2 separate regions of the Mus musculus genome follow, and region 2 is linked to region 1. A link is a loop called in an ENCODE intact Hi-C map of the cell type or tissue named here. Cell type or tissue: left cerebral cortex. All regions are shown on one strand.

The links. Peaks named below come from ENCODE experiments on the same cell type or tissue, not always from the same donor. Only the 100,000 strongest peaks of a DNase experiment are listed, where the experiment ranks them.
Region 2: it touches region 1 in a loop (4-fold over the local background); 3 of 42 quality-filtered maps call a loop at or near these places.

The regions. Positions count from the first base shown.
Region 1 is chr16:9,990,722-9,998,721 of GRCm38, forward strand. It overlaps Grin2a (glutamate receptor, ionotropic, NMDA2A (epsilon 1)), which reads right to left and starts at 5,092. Exons shown (of 14, transcript NM_008170.4): 1 at 4,102-5,092; 2 at 3,338-3,528; 3 at 1,399-1,830. The coding sequence starts at 1,812. It overlaps Gm30668 (a long non-coding RNA gene), which reads right to left. Exons shown (of 3, transcript XR_384651.2): 3 at 6,488-6,729. In left cerebral cortex, CTCF peaks have their summits at 1,707, 3,179 (motif pointing left) and 7,421 (motif pointing left); DNase peaks (open chromatin) are centred at 835, 1,200, 1,434, 1,677 and 7 more places; H3K4me3 peaks cover 5,544 bases; H3K27ac peaks cover 5,332 bases.
Region 2 is chr16:9,465,206-9,473,205 of GRCm38, forward strand. No RefSeq gene overlaps it. Among named protein-coding and RNA genes, the nearest start is that of Gm41418, 190 kb to the left of the region's middle. In left cerebral cortex, a CTCF peak has its summit at 4,365 (motif pointing right); DNase peaks (open chromatin) are centred at 3,733, 4,342 and 5,508.

The DNA of each region.
Region 1 (8,000 bases):
CTAACAGCCCTGTGCATTGGCCACTTTGTCTGAGAGTTTCGGGTGTTCTAGCAATGCTAAGGTCCTACGCAGTTCTGATATGACCAGAACACTGTAAGCAGAATCCAGTCATCCCCTGCTTTCACTAGACCAGTGAAGGAGCCCTCTGAAGCAGAGAGGGGACTGTGCCCTCCCATGAAGGTCCTGCTAGCAAGGGCTATTTGGAATCAATGTTCAATCAGATACTGGACCAGCAGTGTTTTCACTGCTTGTGCCACAGCCCAGGAGACCCAGGAGGGTCACTGAGCACTGAACAGAGATGAACTGCAGTGTTTTAAGACAGACAAAAGGAAAGTGCTGTGACAAATATCCACCCATTCTCCAGTTTTAGCCTGCTACCTAGGGAGCCCTCTCCAGCTGCCAGCATTAAATATAAGCACCCAAGCCCTCCTGAGGCATCTGTGGGGTTGTGGCGCTCTCTCTCTCTCTCTCTCTCTCTCTCTCTCTCTCTCTCTCTCTCTCTCTCGTTTCTCCCTCACAGCTTCCTTCCATCTCTGGCCTTCAGCATCATTCCTAGCAAGTTCTCCTAACATCCTATTCAGCCGGCAAACCTCTTCTCCAAGCCAGTGCCCCAAAGAAAGCCAAGAAAGTCAGACACATTTTCTCTCATCTCTGAAAGTCAACTTCCATACTAAGATCCATCTTCCAAAACTTTCCATTTGAAAATCTTCGGAAGCCCTGTAGTGACTTCGTCAGCCCACGTAAGAGCTACAGAAGGGAACCTCCAGGCTCTCCAACATCCTGGGCCTGGAGTTACTTCTCTGCACACATTCCTCTCCCTAGAGCAGAGTTTCGCCCACATGCCTCTAGCCCTAGGGCTCTTGGTCTCCCACCTCCACTCCTTAAGTCTAGGCTAGCACAAATCTGTCCGCTTTCGCGTTTTTTTTTTTTTCTAAAAACCTCAATACCCATCTTTAGGTTTTGTTTGTTTAAGTAGTAGCAGGTTTAATCACTTTACCGAAGAGAGAAAAGTGGAGATTCTGGTAAACCTGGCACTGTAGGAATGGGGCCATATTGACCCGAGTGTTCCCACACTTGTCTTTGAGCTCCTTGAAAACATCCAAACATTCCATCACCACCCACTGGCCTACTGTTGTGTTTTCTGTCCTCATCCTGGAACACCAAGGAGCATCTGAGTACCCCATCTTCAAAACCAAAAGCAAAGGGTTTCCATCATGTCTGGGTCAGACAGACACCGAGCAATTCTCACAAAGGTCAGAGGCCACTTAACCTGCTTTCGAATTGAGTATATGTGTACAACTGAATAGGAGATGTACCCCACCCCACCCCCGCGAGGTGGCTGCCATTTGTAGAACAACCCCTCCAGGACCCTGGCAGTCCATCTCCTCCTGGCCTTACCTTGTCAGCCATGATCATAGATGCACCCCCATGAATGCCCAAGATGGGGATGAAAGTCTGTGAGGAGATAAAATCCAGCATCTGAGCCACAGCCTCTTGGTCCGTATCATCTCCAAACACCAAGCCATGGATGCGCGCCCCGGACATGAGGTCGCACACATGCGTGATGAGGCTCTTAGGGTCAGTGCGGTTCATCAATAACGCCACCACGTTCACATCCAGGGGCAAGCCGGTTGCCTGCTCCGGGCCCCACAGATTTCGAAGTTCGCGTTCTGTCACGTCGTGGCTGTGACCCAGCAGCACCGCAATGTTCAGCGCTGGAGTACCCTTCTCCGCCGCCGCGTTCTGCGCCGGACCGTGCCAGACCAGAAGGGCCGGCAATACCAGCAAGGTCCAGTAGCCCAGTCTGCCCATGGTCGCCACTTAGGGTCCCTGTAAGGTGGAGGAGAGCGAGAGGCAGGTGGTGGTCAGTGAGGGGCCCAGGAAACAGGATAGACTGCCCCTGCACCCGCTCTGAGAGTCGAATGTGAAACCCGACACCAGCTCTGACTGTTTTTGTCACTCTTTAGAATACTCATCCTTGATGCCATCCACATTCTTCGACCCATGTCCATCTCCACGTATCAGTCCAAGCCGAGCTATTTTGCCATCCCTGTCCCCAAGCCCATCCTGGCATCCTCCTTCCTTCTCTCTTGTCTCCAGCTGACTCCCTCAATCCCATCTGGGTCCAAATTCCACACAAGATTCCCCAAATTTGACGCAGACAACAGCTCCTAGGCTCCCAGAGAGCCATGAACCCCACTACCACCCACAATCAGAAGCCCAGGCCAAGCCCTCTTTGCAACCCTCTCTCTCCGCAAGTGCGTGGACCAAGTTATCGACCCCGCCCCCTGCTCAGGAGCAGCGAACTCCGGACTAGCCCTAGCGTGAGAGGCGGTGCCTGCATACTGCAGCCTGAGTCTGTGGCGAGCCTACAGGGTTAACTGACCCCACCCCCTGGGAGCTCGCCCAGTGCGCCACGGAGCTCGCCCAGTGCGCCACAGACCTTGCTCCTTTAGTGGCACCCACCAGCTGCAGATCCCGCACCCCCCCCCCATGCGAGGGTTACAACAAGCGCTTGAAAGTGTAGGTGCTCTTTGTGACCCCGGGCTCTCAGGTGCACAGGGGAACTTGAGGCCGGACTCCCCACCACTACCTTGCTGGGAGAAGCTCTATGTCAAGCCTCCCTGGACCCGCCCCCTACACACGGGTACGCACAAGCAACATACAATCTCATGCCGTGTGAAATGCTGAATTCTGGAGAGTAGGAGCTCTGCCTTCCACCCCCACCCTAACACCCCGCAAGTGGGCCAGCGCGTGGGAGCTGGCAAAGAACGTGCGGGGGTGGGGGTAGGCTCCCAAAAAGCTCTCAGATAGATGAGGAGTGTGCATCCCCTCCTCAGTCTTTCCACTGCAGACCCTGGAGCCAAATCTTAGATGCACGTGGGCAGTGGGCTGCACACGCTAACAGACACGCGCGCTTTTCTGCGCATATCCCCAGGCCGCCTTAGAGATGCCCACGGCCAGCTGGAGCCTTCAAACGTCCTCAGACGGTGTGCACACAAGCACTGTGCCAGGTGCACAACAGTGCTTGCCTGAAAATGCCTGTACGGTCGTGCACGCGTGTACAAGCGCGCGCCCTTCGGCTCGGGTGTTGTTGCACCCCGGGGGAAGTTGGGGCAAACTCCAGCCTTGGCTTTTTAGGGTGAGCAAGGTGGAGTGCAGGGCCGCAGCGCCACCTGGTGCTCCTCCAACGCCTCGCCATTGGGCTCTCCCTCTCCAGTTTTCTCTCCCTCGCTCTTTTCCCCCCATCTCCCTACTGAACCCTCTCCTCTCTCTTCACCGGTTGAGCCTATATCCTCCCAGGCCCGGGAAGTCCGTATCACCAACTAGGACGTACCTGTAGCCGGAGAAGGTGGAGGATGCAATGGGGCGTGCTGCGCGCACGAGCATCTCGGCCGCCTCAGCAGCCACCAGGTTTAGCGGGTTCCCGCATGCTGCGGCCCCTGCGTGCTCCCCTGGCTGTCCCGCGCTGTCCGCATCACCCCCACGGGGGGCGGCTATCCCAGCCGGAGGCTCTGCAGCAGGGCTCTAACCGGGGCGGAGGAGAGATGGAGAGGCAGGGTCAGCCCACCAGTGCTAAGGGAAGGTGGGGGGAGGGATGCAGTCTGCAGTGCTCACAGCCCCCTTATGCACCCTGGGGGCTCGACCAGAGAGGGAGCTGGAGCTTGGTGCCTATGACACCCTCGGTGCGGGTCTTCACTTCCTGTGGCTGATAACCAGAGCTCCTTTCAGGGACGCACCGGAGAGTGGAAGCCCCAGGTTGGCCACCCACGAGAAGCTTAGTGGGAACCTCCACCCTCACCCCCTACCACCACCTCGGCGCCCGGCTACTGGGAGTTGTGCGACCAGGAGCTGCTGAGCCTGGGGTGGGGGGTGGGGGGCAGGAAAGGAGGGGGCGCTGGCTGAGTTTGCTATGAGCCGGGAGGAGAAGAGGGGGAGGGAAGGACGCGGGCTCCCGCGGTCCCGGATCCCCGAGGGAGGTGTGATCACTCCCACGTAGCGACCCTCTTGTGCGTCCTGCCGCCCCCTCCTATCCATACCTTCCCCCCACCAGCTTCTCACAGGGCCCTCCCAGGCTCGGCGTCCCGCGCCAGCACTCACCGCAGCCTCTCTCCACATAGTTCTCAGCAGTGGCCACCCCTGGTCATCTCCAGGGCTGATTGCTGCCGCCGCGACTCTCAGAGCTCATCCGGCCCCATGCTCAGGCACAGCACCCCAGGAGCCTCTCTCCTAGAGCCCTGGCTCAGCTTTATGCTCCACTCCGGACAGCGGCTGCCAGGTCCTCTGAGCGCGCCTGGACACCCTCTCCGCAGTCCTGCTCCTGCTTGGCGTGCGTGAGTGTGTGAGTGTGTGTGTGTGAGTGAGTGTGGGAGCGCGCGCGCGCGTGTGGCCGGGGATCCCCGCGGTCCCTGGCGGAGAAGGGCGCAGGCAGAGGACCGCAGCTCCCTCCTGGCCCTTTCGCTGAAGGGCCAGCTCCGAGCTGGGCGTTCGGTTCCTCACTTGGTCAGCGGGAGCCCAGGAAAGAGCCTGGCCACCGCGGTTCACAACACTGGAGAAGCCAGGATCCTAGGGCACGCTTCTGCTGCGGTCGCCTAGGAGGATAGAGGAAAGCAGAGGCGCCCACCACAGCAACTTAGGACTTGTTCTCAGCCAGCGAGACGCAACGCAGCAACCCCCGCGCAATCCGACGTTGTTTGGAGCTCTGGTCCGCCTGCAGCCGCCCACCCCGGAGGCGGGCCAAGGCAGACCCCGCAGTCCCTAGGCGGCGACGCGGAGCGCGGCCACCCTCTTCTGGAGCGCACGGCGGCAGCGGAACAAGGCCGACCTAGGTGTCTGGCTGGTGACGGGGGGAGCTTGCGGTGGCGCGCAACCTTGGTGCTGAAACCACGCTCTCCGCCCGCTCCCGGGCGTCTGGTGCTGCTGAAGAATCAATTATTCAGATCTCTGCTACGGATTCCTCCTCCTCCAGTGCCTGGCGCTGGGTGCAGCAATCTCTGTTCCACGCAAGGCACGCCGACACGCACACACCCGCCCAGGATGCTTCTCTCAATGCCTCACCACCCTGATATGGGAACCCACTCTGATGTCAGAGAGCCGGGAGCTTAAAATCAGAAACATATATACTCTCTCCAAGCACAGACACGCGTGCGCGCGCGCATACACACACATACACACACAGACGCGCACCCACAGACACACATACACACTTGCTGCTTCCTTCTCTAAGTTGTTCGAGACAAAACGTAACCCTGTGGTTGCCTCTTCTAAGTCACCAGAACGGATAAGCCAAGAGCCTGGGGCTAACTGGCTGTGAAAACTGACTGGCTCCAATTCTAGCAGCTGGGCATGAGGCTCCTTGTTAGATGTCTACATTTGACCTTTGTACGGTCAGTCACTTGAATCCCAACACCTGTCTCTGCCTTTCTTCCCTTCCCTTGATGCCTCATGTCACCTGGATGTTTATGCTCCAAATGCATATGTTAAAATCCTAAGTATTAAGAGTACTGGCCTCCACAGTGATTAAGTCATAAGAATAGAATTGCATCCGGATCTTTATTTAAAAAAAAAAAAAAAAATCTCAGAGAGCTAGCCAGCTAGCCGGCTAGCCAGCTCCTAGCCCAGCCAGAAGCTGCCCCTAACAAACACAGAGCCTACTTCACCTTGTTCAGAGAACCAACTGTAAGAAACTTCTTGGACTCCTATACTGAGTAGTAGCTTTTGTTATTGCAGGTCTGCCAAACTCAGGAGTCACCCTCCTCCTTTAATGACTGATAATCTGAAAAAGCAGGCGAGCAACAGCAGTAAAAATAAATAAATAAATAAATAAATAAATAAATAAATAAATGCCATTTCTCAGGGTTATTTTGCAATAAAAAGACAATGGTCAAAGATTTAACAAAACCTGACACGTAGTAGGTACCCAAGAAAAAATGAGAGCCCTCTAAAGTAACTCATCCAGGGGGGATCGATATGGCTACAGAAAGGAGCCCCTGGTCCTGGAGACCCGTGGGTTTATTGTGGAGCTGATGTTGTGTGTGGAATACCCTGGGGTTTTACACAAAAGAAAACAAGGAAGCAGACAGAATCTGGACGGTAAAGGAAAAGGGGATGGGGGTGGGCAATGTGATACAACAGAGGCAGAAACTGGAGCAATGGTCCATTTACTGGGGCTGTGAATGGGCTGGACTGAGCCGGGCTAAGCTGGGCCTCTCTCTTGCATGGATATCATGCAAGACTCTGACCTGAGAACTTGAGAATGTTACACTGCCTTAGCTCAGATAAATGCACACCTGCAGCCCCAGCTACTAAGGAGGCTGTGCAGCCTAGGCAGAGCAAGCCCCATCTTTAAAAGCTATCTAGAGAACAAGCAAAGGCCTGAAACATAAATCATAAAGAATGAACACAGTGGGAAAACCAGGCCTAGTGGTGTGGCCAATGTGGCGACCGGGGTGGGGAAATCAAGTGCAGGGTACCCACGGGCAGCAGAGTGAGTTCAAGGCCAGCATGGGCAATTTATTGAGACCTTGCCTCAGAGTGAAAAGTGAAACCAAGGCTAAAGAGGGGGCTCCAGTGGCAGAAACTGTAATCTTGACTTCAAATGCCACATAGTAGCTGTGTTCCTTCTGTTGGCTGCACACAAATGCAACTCAGTGGTCACTGCATTGTTCACTGGCTTGTTCTCTAATGACAATGGATGGCTCAGAGTCTCACCCTTCTCTCTTCAAGTGCCTGGAGAAAAAACAAAAGCCTTTTTTATTCTCTTCTCTTCTTTTCTTTTCTTTCTTTCTTTTCTTTTTTTTCTTTCTTTTTCTTTCCTTCTTTCTTTCTTTCTTTCTTTTTGTACTTTTAAAAAGATTTATTTATGGGAAGAGAGTGTCACATGCCATGCCATGTGGAGGTCACAGGGCAATTTTCAGAAATCATTTGCTCCTTGCACCTTGCCGAGGCGGGGTCTGTCTTGTACTGTGCTGCTGTGTATCTTAGTCTGGCTGTCAGCTAAGCTTCCAGGGGCTACTTTTGTGTCTGCCTCCCATCTCACAGGAAAAGTGTTAATATTCCAGGTTCATACCACCATATCTGCCTTTTTACATTGGTTCCAAGGACAGAACTTGAGTTGTTAGGCTTGTGCGGTTGTGTGGTTAGTAATTTTTCCCATGGGACCATGTCTTTGGTCCCTGTTTATTTGCAATTACTGGATTGCTAGCTTTCTGTACAAATAAACACATTGGTGCCCAGTCTTCTCTAATAAACAGATGTGAGCTGTAGACTGTGGGGCTTTTAAATTTAGCATGCTGGGCTAGAGAGATGGCTCAGCCTCTTCTAGAAGACAGGGGTTCAGTTCCTGGCACCCATGGAAGGCAGCTCTCAATCACATTTAATGACAACTCCAGAGGGTCTAATGCCCTCTTCTGGCCTTCATGGGCATTGCACTCAGGAACACAAACCCACAACCAATATACACAAAATTTAAAGTAAAAATTTAAAATAAAAAAAACTTTAAAAAATATTCATGCTTACCTTATTCTATCAGAACACCAGATGTGGGGCCACAAACACATATTTTTGTTTTTGTTTTATTTTATTTAGGTTTTTTGGGTTTGAGTTTGGTTTTTGAGATGAAGTCTCTCTGGGCGTTGGTGGCGCACGCCTTTAATCCCAGCACTTGGGAGGCAGAGGCAGACGAATTTCTGGGTTTGAGGCCAACCTGGTCTACAGAGTGAGTTCCAGGACAGCCAGGGCTACACAGAGAAACCCTGCTCAAAAAAAAAAGAAGAAAAAGAAAAAGAAAAAGAAAAAGAAAAAGAAAAAGAAGAAAGGAAGGAAGGAAGGAAGGAAGGAAGGAAGGAAGGAAGGAAGGAAGGAAGAGAAAGAGATGAAGCCTCATGTATCTCAAGCTGGCCTAGAACTCACAGATATAATTGAGGATGCCCTTGAACTTATGGCCCTCCTATTCACACCTCTCAAGTGTTCAGATTACAAGTGCATGTGCCACCACATCT
Region 2 (8,000 bases), 530 kb before region 1:
TTCAGCAGACCCAGTTTTGCAAAATTCAGATAATAACTTCTGGTCAGGTCCCATAATGAGAGCATCAAAGGAAAGTAAAGGGTGCTTTCTGTTTGTAATGCCCTTGAAATTCTTTTGAGGATGAAAAAATGAGTGGATGCATTCTAGCATTTATTATCTCATTCAGTGGACAGAATAAGCCTCACAGTCACCTAACATCACTGTGTGCATGAGAATCCCGAGTCCAAAATCAGCTAACTATCTCTATGTCCTAAATTTTAAAATCTGCCTGCCTGCCTGCCTGTGTCTGTGACTGTGTCTGTGTCTGTGTCTGTGTCTGTGTCTGTGTCTGTGTGTCTGTGTCTGTGTCTGTGTCTGTGTCTGTGTCTGTGTCTGTGTCGGTCTGTGTCTGTGTCTGTGTCTGTGTCTGTGTCTGTGTCTGTGTGTCTGTGTCTGTGTCTGTGTCTGTGTGTCTGTGTCTGTGTGTCTGTGTCTGTGTCTGTGTGTCTGTGTCTGTGTCTGTGTCTGTGTGTCTGTGTCTGTGTCTGTGTGTCTGTGTCTGTGTGTCTGTGTCTGTGTGTCTGTGTCTGTGTGTCTGTGTCTGTGTGTCTGTGTCTGTGTGTCTGTGTCTGTGTCTGTGTCTGTGTCTGTGTGTCTGTGTCTGTCTCTGTGTCTGTGTCTGTGTGTCTGTGTCTGTGTCTGTGTGTCTGTGTCTGTGTGTCTGTGTGTCTGTGTCTGTGTCTGTGTGTCTGTGTCTGTGTCTGTGTCTGTGTCTGTGTCTGTGTGTCTGTGTCTGTCTCTGTGTCTGTGTCTGTGTGTCTGTGTCTGTGTCTGTGTCTGTGTGTCTGTGTCTGTGTCTGTGTGTCTGTGTCTGTGTGTCTGTGTCTGTGTCTGTGTGTCTGTGTCTGTGTGTCTGTGTCTGTGTGTCTGTGTCTGTGACTATGTCTGTGTCTGTGTCTCTGTCCCTGTCTCTGTGTCTGTGTCTGTCTTTTTGTCCCAGTCTCTGTCTCTGTCTCTCTCTCTCCCTCTCTCTTTCTTGTGTGTGTGCTCATGCGCACATGTATATTTGTGTGTATGAGTATGGAAACAGGGTCTACTGTGCTTGCTGAATATGCTAGGCTAGATGGCTTGGAAGCTACTGGTGATCTTCCTGTCTCTTACCTCACCACAGTAGTGCTAAGATTTCAGAAGTACCCTACCACCCACTGCTTCATGAGCGTTGACCAGGAACTGGACTAGGGTCCTCACATGGGCATGACAAGCACTTTACTGGTTATACCACCCCCAGGATTATTCTACACATTTAATAGCTACACTATAGGCTTCCCTGTCTACAACAAGCTATGTGTGTCTAGGGGCTGGGCGTTCTGTCCTCAAGGAGCCTGTGCCTGCCTGATTTGCACTGGAGGAAGTCAGTGTCCTTGAAATAAATCCAGCACTTTCATTCATCAGCCATAATCTTGGACAAGTGACTTGACTTTTCAGAACATCATTTCTCATCTGTAAATTTGGGGGAGCTATGGTGGATCTACAGAGATGTGTGAAAGTTGCTAATTAAATGTGTATACAGCATATGGCAGGATTTCAATGTCAACTCCAAGAGGCAAGTTATTCTAAGGTGCATCTTCCTGGGCAAACATCTCATTATTTCTAAGAACATTTATTTCTCTTGGTTCTGACACTTTGGACTCTCCAAGTGTCTCTTCTGGCCTCCATGGCAGAGCTCCTCCATCCCTACTGTAAGTTGGAATGACTTACACGGGCACAGTCATCTGCTCTGAACACTGTTTAATATCGTCATGTTATCATCTGCCTTCAAAGCTTTGGTTTGAATATGAAATACCCCACAGACTCATGTTGGAACACTTGCTCCTTAGTTTATGGTGACATTCTGAAGGGTGGGGGTCCCTGAGGACACGTGGCCTGGCTGGTGGAAGAAGGGCACAAGGGTTGGGCTTTTGAAGATTCACATTTTGTGTCTCAGTCAGTTGTCATGTGAGCCATCAGTGTAACACACTTCTGCTGCCATGGGCAGAACAGCGCCACAATGCCTTCCCTTCCATGATAGCATAAGCTTCCCCACCCACTTAATTAAATTTATCGGGTATTTGGTCACCACAGCATGAAAGTTACTAATAATTTTGAAATATCTTCTATATTTGTGTATTTTCCTTGAGTTCTCAGTCTCCTTTGACTACATTTTAAGCTCTATAAAAACATAAACTCTGAACTTGCTGGGGTTGTAGCTAATATGTATTTACTGAGATTAGTGAACCGGTTAACTAATACACACAAGGTACAGCTCAGCTGCAAGACACAGGAGTGATCTAAGCAATAATGAAACTAGCAAGTCATACCATTTTTCCATGATAACAAAGCAAGCAATATCAGTTCACACCAGTGACATCAGAATGAATACTCTGTGTGGGAGATCATAAAGTTACCTACTGAGTTAGTCTTCTTTCCATCACTGTGACAAAACATGGAGAGAACTTTGAGGGTTCTAGAAGTACCTTCTGTGCTTGTGTATCTTTCCCTTGAATTCTCAGTAGTTTTCTAAGCTTATAAGAACATGTTATCTGGCTGACTTGACTTCATTTGATCTACATCTGAACTCAGGGCTGCCTGCTTGGACCTTGGCTTCAGAGCTTTAAACCCATGTTTATCATTTAGCCTGTGCTGGGGTAAAATGTCATGGGAAGCATGTGGTGAAAGTTGCTCACCTCATGAGGGCAGGAAGAGAGAAGGGATGGAGAGAGAGAGAGAGAGAGAGAGAGAGAGAGAGAGAGAGAGAGAGAGAGAGAGAGAGAGAGAGAAAGAGAGAGAGAGAGAGAGATCTTTATTTAGAACAAAATAGTTCTCTCAAGCCCTGTTTGCTAATCTATGAAGGCATCAGTGAATTGATCCACCAACAAGGACACCTCATAGTCCAATACCTTCTCGCAAATGCTCTGCATCTTGATTTCACACTAGAAAACTCAGCCTTTGAAACCCAAGATTTTGAGGGTACACTAAATTGCAGACCATAACACCCCTTTCAAAGAACTTGGGAAGAATATATTTGAAAATTCCTGAGGCAGTTGGTGTCTTGAGGTGGTGTCAAGTATAACAAATACTGTTTACTCTAATTCCCCGTGTAGTTTGTAAGAATACATAAGGCTTGTTGTACTGGGCCTGCAGTGTGGAATCAAAAGTGATGTTTGGGGAAGAATTGTTTTATTCCGGGTTCTCTAATATATATATTATACACACATAGATATGCACATATATACATTCTATTAATATATACATATATACATACACATATTTAATACTTATTGGATATATTTTACAAGGCGCAGTTAGGATAATTCAACAATGGCTGTCTCACCCTGGAGAGGCTGAGAGATCTCAGCAGTCCCCATCTGGTATTGAAGACATGGAGGGTGTCTGGAGAGCGACTTCAGTGTACTTCAGAACCCTAAAGATGCTGCTTCTAACAGCAGTGAAGGAATGTTAAAGCATCAGGATAGACAGACTTTCCAGCAAGAGTAAGGACAGGCATGCAAAAAGCAGTTTTCTTCCATGTTCTTTTATCTGGGCTGCTACCAGAAGGTGCCACCCACATTTAGGGTGGGTCTGCCTGCTTTAGCTAATCTGATCAAGAAAGACACACACAGGTGAGCCCAGCAGATTGTGTTTTAGCTGATTCCAGATATAGTCAAGTTGACAACCAAGATTAGCCATCACTGGGGTATTTATAACCTACTTTGCACACGTATATAACAGGGATTGAAGCAGAACTCGAGAAGGGGTTCAGCCCTGTCTCCCTGTGTCTCTCTTTGTGTGAGGTACGGAAGACACAGATTAGCCATGGGTATAAAGGAGGACTCTAAGTAGGGAAAGCTGACATTCTCAAACGCCATGTGGTGTGCTGTCCTGTCAGATTCCTCCAGTGTCTTGCTGCTACCTGTGACATCTGTGGGTCTGCAGAATCCACACTTCTGATGCTACCCCAGCTCTTCTGAATAGGATATATCTGTGTCTGCAGAGTCCCCCGATGACTTGCATATGGGCTGATGTCTGAGGAGCACGTCACACAAAAGGGCTCAGTGTCCTCTCTCATCTGAATCTTGCCTTGGTCTCAGTTCCCTACAGACTACCAGGCAGGCAAGGGGACAGACCAGGAGGAGGGAGTGCTGAAGCCTCTTTGAGCTTGCTTCACTTGGCCACTGACCATCAGTCTATAGAGTCCCACAAACACCTGAGCAGCCTGGGACAGAGATAAAGTCCTTCGTTGTGAGATTGGCTAAAAGATTGTGGTGCCCAGTGTGTGATGGTCTGTATCAAGTGTCAAGGTAAGATTTTGACATTTCATTTATTCTTTGGTAAAGACTCATGGAACACATCCTATAGACCAATAGAGGGAGACATAGAGCGTGATGAAGGATGGCAACAGTCTCCAGCCAAGCTCTGCCAGTTCCTAGCTGGGTAACGTTCCTTAGGTCACTAGGCTTCTCTAAGCTCCATCTCCTGTAAAATCAGGCCAATGACAGTTGCTGCTTTTTAGGGTGAGTCTATAATTGATCGAAACTTTGTATACCAATTTGGGTTACATAATAATTAGTGAATGAATATTAGGTGCATCTGCTGCCCCCTCCCATCCTGCCAGCTGCCTGGGCAGTGGTTCTCATTCTTGGCTGTCTCCATAACAAAGCTACTAGTGTGCTTTTCACATGTAGACTGTGGTTACATACAAGGCCTACTAAAACCTGATCTTTGGGGGTAAAAGCCAGACATTGTGTGTGTGTGTGTGTGTGTGTGTGTGTGTGTGTGTGTGTGTGTGTGTTTGTCCTACAGAGGCCAAAGGTATCAGATTCCCCTGGAGCTAGACTTACAGACAGTATCCTGGGACCTCATGTCCTTTTGAAGAACAGCCCATACTTTCTCCATGAGTCATTCCCCATCTCTCACTCTCCATCTTAATTTCTTAGATAGGGCCTCACTCATGGACCTCAGATCTTGCTGATTCAGCTAGACTGGCTGTCCTGTCACCTCTTGGATCTGCCTGTCTTTGCCTTTCTGGCACTGGGAATGCAGGTTGATACTGCCACACCCTGCATCAGCATTTCATAAATTGTTCTCCGGCAATTCCTAAATCTATCTAGGACACATCCCATGTCATGGAATCCTTCAGGGAAACCTGATGTTCTGATGGGAGAGTGCCATCTTCTGAAGTCCTCCATGTGAAGATGTCCTGGTAGCTACAGACTGTGCCATTGTGCACAGAGAGCCAACAGAAAGCAGCAGGAATGGCGGAGCTTTGGGTGCATCTAGTACAACAGGCACTCAAAGTGAGGAAACTCGACCCATACAAGTTTTCTTACTTTACTAGAAAGATCACCACTGTGTATGACTCATGCTGGCACACAGTTGATTCTCACAGCCAGAAAGCAAGTAGGTAACCACATCTCAGCCTGACACCAACGACTGATGGCCTAAGGAGGTCCTGAGTGCCCATTAACCTCTCCATGTCTTGTCTTACTCCTTTTTGAGACTGGGTAACTGATGGTTTTTACAGGGCCTGCCAGATGGTGAAAAGAAAAGCTGTTGTCACCCATCTCAAAGAAGTGTTAGAAGATTCAATTAAATGTAGAAGTGCAGACACAGCCTGCAGTCCAGTCGAATGTGTGCAGTGAGCACAATTCAGGGCCGGGCCACTATGCTATCTATCACTTAAGTATTCATGTCTCCTGGGAGTCTTCTTGGTCAAATAGTTAATTTTGTGTGTACATATGTGAGTGTGTGTGTGTATGTGTATGTCTGTGTGAACACTTAAACCTACTTGTGTGTGTATGCTCATGTGCACACTTATGCATACTTATTTGTGCTTGTATGTGTATGTATGCGTGTGTGCGTGTCCACACTTGGGTGTACTCGTACATGTATGTGTGTGCCAGTAGTCAATAGCAGGTGTCTTCTTCAGTCACTCTCCACTTTATTTTTTGAAACAGCCTCTCTCAGTGAATCTGGAGCTAACCAATTAGATTGACTGACTGGCCATCAAACTCCCCGGATCTTCCAGTGCCCTGCCCCCTACATACATCCCAGTGCTAGGCCTATGGTGAACATTGCAGGGCTTTTATGGAGATCAGATTCAGGTTCTCATGCTTGCTTCTTGTAAGCACTTTACCAACTGTGTCATCTTTCCAGTCTTGATCAAGTCCTTAGTTAATTCAAAGATCACACCAAGAATTCCTGGGAAAACTGGCTACTTGTGTCAGTGAGTTCAGTTGCTTCCTTCCCAGTGATATGTTCAAGTTTTATTTATTTATTTATTTATTTATTTATTTATTTATTTATTTATTTATATTTTAATTAGGTATTTTCTTCATTTACATTTCCAATGCTATCCGAAAAGTCCCACATACCCCCCCTACCCCCTCCCACTCCGACTTCTTGGCACTGGCGTTCCCCTGTACTGAGGCATATAAAGTTTGCAAGACCAATGGGCCTCTCTTTCCACTGATGGCCGACTAGGCCATCTTCTGGTACATATGAAGCTAGAGACATGAGCTCCGGGGGGTACTGGTTAGTTCATATTGTTGTTCCATCTATAGGGTTGCAGACCCCTTTAACTCCTTGGGTACTTTCTCTAGCTCCTCCATTGGGGGCCCTGTGATCCATCCAATAGCTGACTGTGAGCATCCACTTCTGTGTTTGTTAGGCCCCAGTATAGCCTCACAAGAGACAGCTATATAAGGGTCCTTCCAGCAAAATCTTGCTAGTGTGTGCAATGGTGTCAGTGTTTGGAGGCTGATTAGGGGCTGGATCCCTTGATATGGTAGTCTCTAGATGGTCCATCCTTTCGTCTCAGCTCCAAACTTTGTCTCTGTAACTCTTTCCATGGGTGTTTTGTTCCCAATTCTAAGAAGGGGCAAAGTGTCCACACCTTTGTCTTCATTCTTCTTGAGTTACACGTGTTTTGCAAATTGTATCTTGTATCTTGGGTATTCTAAGTTTCTGGGCTAATATCCACTTATCAGTGAGTACATATTATGTGAGTTCTTTTGTGATTAGGTTACCTCACTCAGGATGATGCCTTCCAGGTCCATCTATTTGCCTAGGAATTTCATAAATTCATTCTTTTTAATAGCTGAGTAGTACTCCATTGTGTAAATGTACCACATTTTCTGTATCCATTCCTCTGTTGAGGGGCATCTGACTATTACAAAAAAGGCTGCTATGAACATAGTTGAGCATGTGTCCTTCTTACCGGTTGGAACATCTTCTGGATATACGCCCAGGAAAGGTATTGTGGGATCCTCTGGTAGTACTATGTCCATTTTTCTGAGGAACCACCAGACTGATTTCCAGAGTGGTTGTACAAGCTTGCAATTCCACCAAAAATGGAGGAGCGTTCCTCTTTCTCCACATCCTCGCCAGCATCTGCTGTCACTTGAATTTTTGATCTTAGCCATTCTGGCTGGTGTGAGGTGGAATCTCAGGGTTGTTTTGATTTGCATTTCCCTTATGATTAAGTATGCTGAATATTTTTTCAGGTGCTTCTCAGCCATTCGGTATTCCTCAGGTGAGAATTCTTTGTTTAGCTCTGAGCCCCACTTTTTAATGGGGTTATTTGATTTTCTGAAGTCCACCTTCTTCAGTTCTTTATATATATTGGATATTAGTCCCCTATCTGATTTAGGATAGGTAAAGATCCTTTCCCAATCTGTTGGTGACCTTTTTGTCTTATTGACAGTGTCTTTTGCCTTACAAAAGCTTTGCAATTTTATGAGGTCCTATTTGTCTATTCTCTATCTTACAGCACAAGCCATTGTTGTTCTATTCAGGAATTTTTCCCCTGTGCCCATATCTTCTAGGCTTTTCCACATTTTCTCCTGTATAAGTTTCAGTGTCTCTGGTTTTATGTGGAGTTCCTTAATCCACTTAGATTTGACCTTAGTACAAGGAGATAGAAATGGATCAATTCGCATTCTTCTACAGTTGTGCCAGCACCATTTGTTGAAAATGCTGTCTTT